Linked DNA regions of Mus musculus: region 1 is linked to region 2. The links are chromatin contacts, found by POLR2A ChIA-PET in ENCODE. All regions are on one chromosome and are shown on one strand. Each heading gives the region's core, a stretch centred on a gene start or an enhancer-like site at or near the end of the contact. The rest is flanking DNA. Distances are from core to core; before and after follow the strand shown.

Evidence for each region. ChIA-PET counts read pairs that join two places held with the same protein, here RNA polymerase II (POLR2A).
Region 1: POLR2A ChIA-PET joins it to region 2 with 18 read pairs in Patski. The contact joins the promoter of Sec22b here to the promoter of Notch2 in region 2. POLR2A ChIA-PET finds 5 or more read pairs at or near these places in 2 of 5 experiments (Patski and embryonic stem cell).

Annotation. Positions count from the first base shown.
Region 1 is chr3:97,899,785-97,905,716 of GRCm38, reverse strand. Sec22b (SEC22 homolog B, vesicle trafficking protein) reads right to left here and starts at 4,490. Exons shown (of 5, transcript NM_011342.4): 1 at 4,297-4,490. The coding sequence starts at 4,371.
Region 2 is chr3:98,011,287-98,016,962 of GRCm38, reverse strand. Notch2 (notch 2) reads right to left here and starts at 3,425. Exons shown (of 34, transcript NM_010928.2): 1 at 3,192-3,425. The coding sequence starts at 3,264.

The sequences.
Region 1 (5,932 bases), core at 3,241-5,740, 110 kb after region 2:
GGATATTATATCAATTCATACATTAAACATTACCTTATAATAACTATTACCTTATAACATTATATTGGCATTATTATATTAAGCAGTATGCATGCATGCATGCATCTACCCATGACTGGTCAGTAAGTACATGTTTGTAAATATTGTCACATGCTTTCAGTCACTAAGAAGTAATGCACAATATCCTATTTTGACATGTGAATGATATTTATCAATCTAGTTGCTTCACCATGCCATTATATGGTATGAAGAGATCTGAACCCACAACAGCACATGTGCCCAACTAATGCTGGAAGTGTTATAAAGTGATAATGAAGATCAATATATATGATTGTCAACCCTGGCTTCACACTGGAATCATGTAGGGATCTTAAAAAATACTTACGTGCAATCTCCATTCCTAAATCAATAAAACAACTGTTTTCAATTGCTAAAAGCAGATGAATACCTTACCTCAAAGGTAAAGCTGAAGAAAACGCAATCCACAAACAAACAAAAACAAAACCACAACCTTGCCAATCAAATCAAGATTAACACAACCCTTCCAACCTCACAAGGTATAATGTAAGTATTACTACAGCCTGAGAGAACAAAACTAAGTCATATCAATTATAAGATAAAATGGTTGGAAGCATGCTACAATTTCAGAATGTGCTAAGGAAGAAAGGTAATGGCATGCACTGGGACAAATCTACATAGATTATAGTATGACAGCCAACACTAATGCTGGTTCAGCAGGCATTATCATTCCTAAGAACAAAACCGTCTTGGCTAAATAATGATTTTTTTGGCATATTCACATAATAGACTATTAGGCAGCCATTAAAATATTTAATGGTGTGAGACAATGTTCAACATATACAACTGTTAAATGGAAAAATTAAGTTGGTCTTAAATATAACACATTAATTTTACACACACACAGGGAGGGGGAGAGAGGGGGAGGGGAAGATTATGAGAATATCTTGAGTAAAGATTTACTGAAAATAAGCATGATTAGCATCTTGGACTTTCGGTTATGTAAGTTTCCAACCTTTCTAAATGGCATGGGTAAATCCTGTAGTATAAAATCATTCACCCACCCCTGCTCACTCCATCTCTGCACAAAGAGTACTACGTGCAATTCTGGTTTGTAAATTTAAAGACAGGCTAGAATTCAGAAAAACACTTCAAAAATAAACAAAGTTAATACTCATTTTCTGTGCAGGGACTAATTTCAACACTTTACATACTTTAGCTCACAATCATTATACTTACTCTAGGAGGTGCTTAGAATTATTATGCCAATATTCTATTTTAGAAACCAAATTTTGCCAAGGACACTATGGGGCTAGAAAGGGAAGAGCTAGGATTTGGCCTAGATAATCTGACCACATATAGCCCCTCTTCAAGCACTGTGACATTCCACTTCCATGATTAAAAGTGTTTCAACAGTAGATCCACCTTCTAAACAAAGTCTTGTCAATCATGTAATTCACAGGAAAAGCTCACGGAGCTGTGTGAGAACTAAGGAAGATCCGACAAAAACAACCTAACCAGTGCTTTACAGACAGACACAGCTTTCAATGTCAAAGTCACAAAGGGCTCACAGTCCCTTAGCTCAGCAAAAATACTTAGATGCCCTGCTTGTGCTTTCCACTTCACACAGAGAGCAAACCTCGGTCCACTCCACAGGATATGTTAGTGATCCAATAACGAAGAGAGGGAGAACAGCTGGATTGGCCATGAGGCAAACAAGATTATCCACCTCTATATTACAAAAGGTACAAGACAATGCTTTCCTCAGAACCTCAGGACTTTTCCCATCTTGCCTAGGCCTAGTGGACAACTAGTGCTATCAAATATCACCCTTCACCTTTCTAAGAATGTTTCAGTTTTGTTTTTGTTTTACAAACCAATGAGTATACCAAGTTTACTTAACAGGCACGGGTGAGAGATTAGACAGCCAAGTTCCACCCCATCATGGACATCATGGATGATGGATGACCTCATGAAGGTGCATCAGAGTCCCCTTTCCATTATTGCCCACTTCTTACCTCAATATTGCCAAAGATCACTAGCATTTTCCAAGAATGTTTAGCTAGGTCTTATCATTGATAAATCCTTGATGGACTCAGCCGGTCAAAGGCCAGTTGGACCAAGAATCAAGAGGCAGCCATTTTCCTCTACAGGGAATTATAGTAACCGCCCTGACGTGATAAGGGTGCAAGGCGGCTCGGCTGCACAGCGCAAATACAATACTTTTCAGACAGAACAGAGAGGTAGATAGAAGAAAGTGCAAAGGAAAAACGTCATTATAGGGAAAAGAAAAAAAGAAAAGAAAGAGTAGGAAAGGGACAAGATTATCAGTTAGCAAGTCTGGGATTTCAAAGAGAAGGTTGTTTCTCTACCTGTCCTAAGCCTAAATTACTAGGTAAGCAGTCAACACTGTATAAAACACTGTCTATATTATATGTGAATGTTACTCTCCTTCCTGTCTTAGCTGAATACCAGTCATCTTCAGTAATAAGGCAGTTAAGAGCTTACACAGGGGCTGGCTCCTAGTAAATATCTAAAAATAACTCAAGTTGTATCAGTACAAATAGTTAAAAGTATATGCATTACTTTGGCTTAGACAATTAGAGTACTTAATATACGACTATTTGGTCAAGATAATCTATGTCTTAAATGCAATTTCTGAGTTTGGTGTGGTGGTCTACACCTGTAACTCTAGCATTCAAAAGGCTAAGACAGTGGGGTCAGTTCAAGGCAAGCTCTATCTAGAAATTGTCCCAATTTTCTAAAAAAAAAAGTTATTTCTCCATTAGTAAGAAGTGACTACGTGGTTGAAAAGTCTTAAACAAGACAGTACAGAATAATGATTAGGAACGAAGGTTCTGGTCTAGAGCCAAACTGATACTGATTTTAAAAACAATAGCTTACTTAATAAAATACTGATTACTGAAACTGGCAATTCTCAACCAGGCCTGATTTTGTCCCTAAAGGAACTTTTGCTACTGCCGTCTGGAAGTAGAGGCCAAGGATAGACGCCCTACAAGGCACAGGACAGTCTCTCCCAACAAAGTATCAACCAGCTCCAAATGGGAACAGTCCCTGATAAAAACAGACCAACCCCCAAAGCAAAGCAAAGCACCATACCAGCACCAGCACCACCAACAACCCTGGGCACATTCCATTACCCTACTTGTTAGCAGTGTGACTTTAAGCCTAAGAGCCCCTGTGAAGGGCAATAAGAGCACACACTCTGACATGGGTGGTATGAGGAGGGCCAGAGAAATAGCACCCCTAGCACTCTCAGGACAGTGCTGTTCTATATGAGGCTGTGTGTGACGTTCTGTCTACTATCATGATGGTAAAACAAGAGTCTGAGACCGATGCTTCTGCAGACATTGAAGGTTCAGAAAGGCTTATTATTTAAAATCAAAATTAATAAAGGGAAATGATAAATCACAACCAGAAAAACAAAACAAAACACTTCTGTGGAGAACTTCTCATCAATGAAACAAACCAATATTGGCAGACCAATATCAAATAAATACCAAGTTTAAAATTAAGAAAGAATCCATGAATTTTTTTCAGAAAAATTTCAAAGCAGAGAGTAGGGGCCCACTGATATTGAGTAGCATTTCAGACCCACTTTGGTCCCTCTCCTCCATTAGACTTCAGTGCAACTGATCAGATTCTGCCCATCTCTACCCCACTGATACCCCTCACGGGGAAAATATTTTTCAAAGGAAGTGTTCTCTAAGACTCCCAGCCCCCAATCTCCTTTGTCCGGATCATATTCTTGGGCTCATCTGAATAATATACTTTATGAGAGCAGGAGAAAATCAGGCATAGCCGTGAAAGTAGGCACTTTACTGAACCTTGACAACTTTGTAAGTGGCAATATTACCTCATCCTCTATCAAAATATGTCATCGAGCTAGGTCAAGGATCAAGAGCTACAGGAAAGCGAGGTGAAGAAACCAAGGGTTGGTCTTCCCCAGATATATTAGTCAGCAGCCTTAACAGCAGCCCAAAAGAAAAGTCCTAAATTCTAAGAAGGTCCCTAAAAAGTCATCACAAACTGGGTGATCAAATTAAACCTGGATAAGCTTTCTCCGGGGCTTCTGTGTAGAGAGGAACAGTTACCACCATAACTCTAACTCCTTCCACAAGGATTTCTTCTCACAGGTAGTCTTTTCACGAGCAAACGGTAAAAGAGCTCTCGAGAAGAGGGGGAAGGAGTCTGTGAGGTCGCTAGGGTCTCACTAGCCGGGAGCAGGGCGAGCTCGGGGCTCCGGCAGCAGCTTACCTGCTCGTCCTCCTGCATCGAGGCGGCCAGCGGAAGGCCGTCCGCCACACGGGCGATCATCGTCAGCAGCACCATCTTCCCTGGCTACGGAGACCAGGCCGCCTCAGTCACTGTCCCTTCTTCTCCGGCGGCGGCCAGTTACACCTCCGGCTGAGGTCCCCAACAGCTAGCCGCTGGCGTCTCCGCTTCCCGCTGAGGTGGCCGGAAACGACTTCAGAGCTTTCCACTACCGGTCCTTTCAATTGGCTTCCCACCGAGAACCACAACCACCGGGAACTTTAGTTCCGCAGTCATTCCTCCGACCAAGTCCCGCCCACATTTGTGAATTTTTGTTTCCACTAAGTGGTGTCTCTGCAAGAGGAGTGGCGCTCAAGCTTAGTAGGGCTTGAAAGGTGACTGAGAGCGAACTTTTTAGACGAATGGAGTATGAAGCAACTGTAAAGCTATGTATTTTCAGATTTTTTTTACAGAGCATTTTATGTATAATATTTTATAATCTGTGTATGTCTCAGCAGAGATTCGTTTCTTGAGGGTTTTTCTGGCCTGGGTGTTTATACTGTCACAAAGTTCTTAAACAGTTTGTGGTAAGAGATTGGCAAATAGGAGCTGGAGAGACCGCCCCAGGGATCAAGAACTCTGGCTGTTCTTTCAGAGGACCGGAGTTCAACTCAGCACCCGCATGCTGGTTTACAACCATCAGTAACTCCAGTTCCAGGGGAATCTGACACCTTCTTCTGGCCTCTCCAACCTTTCCATGCACGTGCTGCACAGGCAGGAGCGGAAGTAAGCCACCCCCACACATGAAACTTTTAAAAAGAGATCAGCAATATTTAGTATTATATATATTTATTCATATATATATGTATATATATGCATATATTAATAAATGAAGAAGTACAGGGGGATCACATACATCATTAGCCTCCCCAAATCTAGGTTCTTGGCTGCCTCTATCATGGTATAGAAAGGGGAATCTTACCAGGCTTTCCAGTAATTTGGTTTTCACTTGCTTTTGAAGCAACCTCTAGATAATCACCGTTAAGGAAGAGTTCTCATCTCTCTCTTCTTTGGTGTCCTCATCAATGAGATAGGGATATTCTTGGCCTCAAGAGGGTTTTTGTAAATATTAAATGAGAAGAACGTGGAGGTACAGGGGTTTTGTAAACTTAGAAAAGGAAGGAAGGAAGGAAGGGAGGGAGGGAGGGAGGGAGAGAGAGAGAGAGAGAGAGAGAGAGAGAGAGAGAGAGAGAGAAAGAAAGGAAGAAAGAAAGAAAGGAATTATACAAATATACTTATTACATTAGTAATAACTATTCTTTGCTAAATACTTAGTGTCTTATGATTATCTGAACATTTAACTAAACAACTCTGTGAAATTTGTTAGCTGAAGGCTCTCACTTTATACTTGGGGAAGACTGCAAAGATTTTTCCAAGCAGGTCATGTAGTTAGAAGTGATGTAAACAGGCTTTGAGCTCAAGTTCAGCTCTAGCTACTGATTAATAAGCATTCTCTCATATTATCTCTCCTCTTTCATATATAATTCCCCCCTCCAGACAGTGTCTTGCTATGCAGCTCTGGTTGGCCTAGAACTCACCTATGCTGGCCTTGTATTTACAATCACATCCTCCCTTGCTT
Region 2 (5,676 bases), core at 2,176-4,675:
TTCAAGGTGTGTTTGGAAAGCAAGAGAAGACAGGAGCAGGAGGATCCAGAAAGTTCAGGAGTGGAGGGGACAGATCAGTGAGACATCCGGACAGACATCAAGAAAGAAAACAGATACAGTCTGTAAATACAGCACAAGAATGCATTCCTATCCAGATCATGCCTTAGAGGGCACACACACACACACACACACACACAATCACACACACACACACACCTGGAAAAGTTTATAAAGAATCCAAAATTTATATGTATATATAACATTTGAAGAAGAATCCGTGGCAGAGGGGGTAGAGGTATCACTCACACATGAAGCCTTTTTAGAAGCAGTTGTGCACAAGAAGGATCCAATCACAGTCTACAGCTTTCATGTTAGCAATTTCTGAATTCTTTAAGAGTCAAAAGGGTTAACTGCTGGAATGGCTGGTTAAAGCTGGGTTCACTGTGGAAACTATTAAAATCTAAAAGGCAAGATCTCATACACCTCTTGAAGGCAGAATTAATCTGTGATTGTCCCACTCGGTCAATTTGTCAAAATCTTTTGTAAGCCTTATTTAAAAAAAATAATAATACAGATTCTCAGGCCTCCTGTGTCAGGACACCAGGGTGCTGAGTGGAGGTCTGCTGCAGCCAGGACATGGAAGGGGCAGGGAGGAGGGTCACCAGGAATGGAAGAGTGGGAACTACATCAATGCAAATTCTGTGGGCAAAATAAAATTTCTGTGGGTGTGATATTTTTAAAATGTATTATAAGGTTTCTCTCAAGCATCCAAGCATATCCCACTGCGCTTAAACATTCTTTAAAGGTCCTGAAATCAGTGACAGGCCAGGTGAGCCAAGGCTGCCCTTCTGGGCAACACAAATCCACAGAGGAGGCAGAAAAGAGATGCCAAACACCATAAAACAAGAGATTCTGCAACCAACCACTCCCCCCTCCCTCCAAGAAAGAAAAACGGGAAATAGTTATAGGGTGAATTTTATCTCCACCCTAAAGGAAAAAAAAAAAAAACTTGTTCTTTTTATAGTAGGGATTCAACTGAGAAAGTGTCTAGGTGACAGCAAAACCAGGGAGTCACTCCCACCGCAGAGCCAAAAGCAAGCCAGAAGTAAGGGGAGTAAGGGGTGGTCCAGAGAATTGTTCAGAAGCTCACACAGATGGGTTGACAGCTCCTTGCCTTAGGAACCAGTGATGTTCAAATTAACAACTGGCCACGAGCCAAACACGGGAACACTCAAAACTTAGGGAGGGAGAGTTATAATTGGTACCTTGGCAAATACACCATAATAGATTAGGAAGCTTCCCTGCTAGACCCTGGGAAGATTTAAGATTTGCAACAACAACTAGCTCTTTAATCTCTTTCATGAGAATAGTTTAGCATCTAAAGAACACCTGTCCAAAACCCAAAATGCCTACATTTGAGCTGGACTGACACTCAGTGTGACGCCCCAACCGATATCGGTGACAGCGAGGGCCTGCATTAGCAGAAGTGGGGGCATCAGTTCAGCGCACTGGGGTTCAACATGGGAGAAAGCCCGTGTGCCAGCCTCATCCCATCTCTGTTGCCAGCGTTAGCACTTGTGAGTCACTTTACGTACTAGTCCCCGAAGTACTCAAGAGAAAAATAGTTAGGCTTTGAATCCTATTCCATATGGGAAAAGACACAGGTCATGAAGACTAAAGTTACTTTACTATGTAAAACAAGTCGTGGGGGACCAAGCACTTTCATCCTCAGAAAAAAAACCACACTAATCATACAGCTCTTTACACTAAGTCTACACTGAGGGCTAACAGCTTCACTCAAAGAAAAGGGGCAAGGCAAGAATGCCATCGTTGAGTTTTGAGGAAAACTTTCGGGAACCATTCAATCCTGAATTCAATCCTGGTCCACTTCTGAAAACCTACAGACCCAGCAATGTATGACATTCTAATTTTCCAGAAAGTATCTGGTTGATGCTGGACAGCCCAGCACTGTTTGCAGGTGATAAATAATCGAGTCTTCCTCAAAGCATCTGCGATTGGCATGTCAGCTGCCTGTTACAATGAACAAAGACCATACTTTTCTGAAACTCATCCCTTCTCTGAGGAAATGTACTAGAGTTTTTCTGGTAAAAGTTAATTGTTCTTGAGTAAAGGGGGACCCTACCAGTTCAACAAACCAGTACAAGACATAGCCCCACTGGAAGCACAGACTTCAAACCAGTACAAGACATAGCCCCACTGGAAGCACAGACTTCAAACCAGTACAAGACATAGCCCCACTGGAAGCACAGACTTCGAACCAGTACAAGACATAGCCCCACTGGAAGCACAGACTTCAAACCAGTACAAGACATAGCCCCATTGGAAGCACAGACCAAACCGCTGCTCCTGCCCTGAAACAACTTTTCTGAACATCTTTTAAGTGCTACGGGTTTAATATACATTCTTTTAATTAATCCTATTAGCTGGGTAATTTCATCCCCATTTTATTGGTGAGTTAATACAGAAGATTTGAATCCAGGATTACAGAGCTGGACTCCAAAGCCGAAGTTCTTTCCATACAACATTCCAAAGAAATGTAAAATCTAAAGATGTGGGTGGAGTGGGTAAAATATGATCCGATTTCCTTTCCTGGCTCCCACCAAGTTAGCGAGGGGGCACGGAATATCCCACCATAACAAGCCTTTCTAAGCAAGCACTTCGGATCAAGCAACGTCTCCACTTTTCCTCGCCTGCCCCTGCCCCACCCCCAACGGTGCCAAAAGAGCAGCAAGCTGCTGCCAGGTTGGAGGAGTTGGGGATCGTCACACCACATTCCTGGGGCTGGACGCACACTGGAACCGCAGCAGAGCTCCGCGCCTCGGAAAGAATAACAGCAGTTGAGATTTTCAATCATGTGGCTCAGCACGCTGCCACACCAGTTCCCCCACTGCTGCCTCCACCTATCCAAGACCTAAGCCCCACGCCCAACTCCTCCTCCGGACAAACCGACCGATCCGGGTGTCAAAAGCTGGGAACGCCGCAAGCCCCCGCCGCCCTCCCGACCACACTCGCACCTCGGCCCGCGAGCTGCTCGCCCGAGACCCCGCTAACGCGGAACCCGGGACGCTACGCGTTGCCAAGACTCGAGGCCCGGACGAGGCAGTTTGGAAGACGCAGTCCCCGTAGCGCAGAGACAGAGAGGGATGGTCTCCCGGGCGCCCGGTACTCACCGTGCGCGGGGCCCGCGCCGCACAGCCAGAGCCACAGCAGCGCCCGCAGCGCGGCGGGACGCAGAGCGGGCATCTTCGGGGCCGCAGCCAGAGCAGATCCGCATGGGGAGCGGGTCCCGACCAGGAGCCCGGCTCTCGCGTGCTCTACCCTGCCCCCGCGGCTCGCTGAGTCCTGGAGCTCCCGCTGCGCCGCCCCTGCACTCCGCGCAGCCAGGCCGCCGCCCGAAGTTTGGCTGAAAGTTTCTGGCTGCGCCGCGCGGCTGGGCGGCCCGCGTGTCCTTCCGCCTCGGCCTCCTCCCACCGCGAGGCTCCGCCCCCGTCGCCGCCGCGCGCCCAGGGGTTTCCCGCAGAAAGAAGCGCCGGTCCTCTGCGCGCGGAGGGATCTGAGTGAGCAGCACCCCGTACTCCGCCCGCTCGACCGCCGAGCCCGCCCATGAGCTCGGAAAGGGGGGCGGCTGAAGCGCCCAACATCAAACACTAGGGTTTACCCGGGTCCTGAACTTGTAGAGAGAGGCAGACCTCATGCCCCACACACCCACCCACACACTTCTTGGCTGGTTAGAGGAATGAGGGAGAGCAAAAACGAGACTGTCAACGGAAGGCAGAGGGCAAAGGCGCCAAAGTACTCTTAAGAGGACATTCCTTAAGATGCTCTGGGCATTTCGTTCATTCATCCGTCCATCCACCCACCCATCCTTGGTTCTTTTAGTGAACTTCGTGTAGCAAGGTGCTTGGGACACTGGAATCGTCCGCTCTAGGGTCTAGAAGAATTTAGGGGAGGCTTTCAAGAGACAGCAGGAGCTTGAAACTCTAGTCAAAGGTGTAGAAAATAGAAAGAAGAACCAGGAATACTCTTTATAACCTATTAATAGCTGCGAGTGAAGAGTAACCTAAATGCCCCACCCTTAGGGACTAGATGAATAATGCATAATTATAAGTGCAATACAATTGAAAATACCATCTTCATATACGTCAGCCGTAAAACCAAAATGATGATGAAAACACGAATCGCAGAGCGAGACTCTAAGAATGCCATTTACATATAAATGTTTCCAAACAACACTGAACATTGTATGGACGTTTGTGTGCATAGTTTTTAAAAGATAAAGCTATTACACTAACAATTTCCAAAGTGGGAGAGTGGAGGGTGTGATCTGTCTTAGGAATAAATGCATTTGTAGAACGAAATTGGCAACTACGAGGAATTGCATAAGTAACACAGGACTGTTTGTATTTCTGTCTTGACTACACGGGGAAGTCTTTATGGCCCAGGATCATGGCCTTCATCACTAGTGCCTATCAATTAGTAGATGGTGACCTAGAATGCAGAATACCGTTCAGCAAGTGCAAATGGGTGTGAACATTAAAACTGCAGTTTAATAAGCACTATAGAGTCTGAGGAAATGGATCAGCGGGAAAGAGTGCTTGCTGTGCAAGCACGGGGACCTGAGTTCAAATCTCCAACACTCACAGTGAAAGCCAGGTTTGACTATGCACATGCCTCAAACAGCTGTAGGGAGTAGAGTTAAATGAATCTCTGGGGCTAATTAGCAGGTAGCCCAGTTCCAGGTTCAGTAAGAGATCCCCCCCCCCCCAACCAGGGAATAAGTTAGAGAGTAATAGAACAGGATATCTGATGTCCTCTGACCTCCACACACATGAATATATACATACACATATACAGCATATATCATACATATATACCATATATCACACACATACAGCATATGTCACACACATATACCTTATACCAAACACAAATAATAATATACCACATACACATATACATTACCTTGGGAAAGAGAAGCTAGTACTTACTGCAAACGGTCACATTGGGACCCTAGAAGCTCTTTTCAAAAAGTAGCATAATTGAGGACTAGAGAGATAGCTCAGTGGTTGCTGTTCTTGTAGAGAACCTGGGTTCAATCCCCAGCACCCACATCCCACATGGTGCTTCACGTCTATCCGCAACTCCAGTTCCAAGGGATCCACTTCCCTCTCCTGGGCTCCACAGGCACCAGGCATGCACATGATGGACAGAGATACACGCAGGCAAAGCTCCCATACACATAAAATAAAACCAAATTTAAATTTAAAAATAGTATAGTTAGTGAAAATCACTAGGCAATTTCTGCTTGTGCCATGTGTTTAAAGAAGAGTAATAACATTAACTTTCATTTGTTCACCCATGGTGTTACCAGTCTAATCTCTACTCACGTAAGAGGGTAAATCGTGAGTTGCCGATACAAACTTTAAATTGACCTACAAAGATCAGATTTCTCACAACCAACATGCATACAAAAGAGAGTAAAGGTGCTCACCCCTGAGGCACAGCTCCAGAAGTGGCTGTAGCTGTGTTCCTCAGGGTGACAGCTTTAAAGACAATAACCTTCAGGGCTGGGGAAACAGTCCAGTGGGTTTAACCCGAGCTTGCTCTCCCCTACCATAACAGGCAGAGGGGTGGGGAAAATGGTTTAGCAGTTAA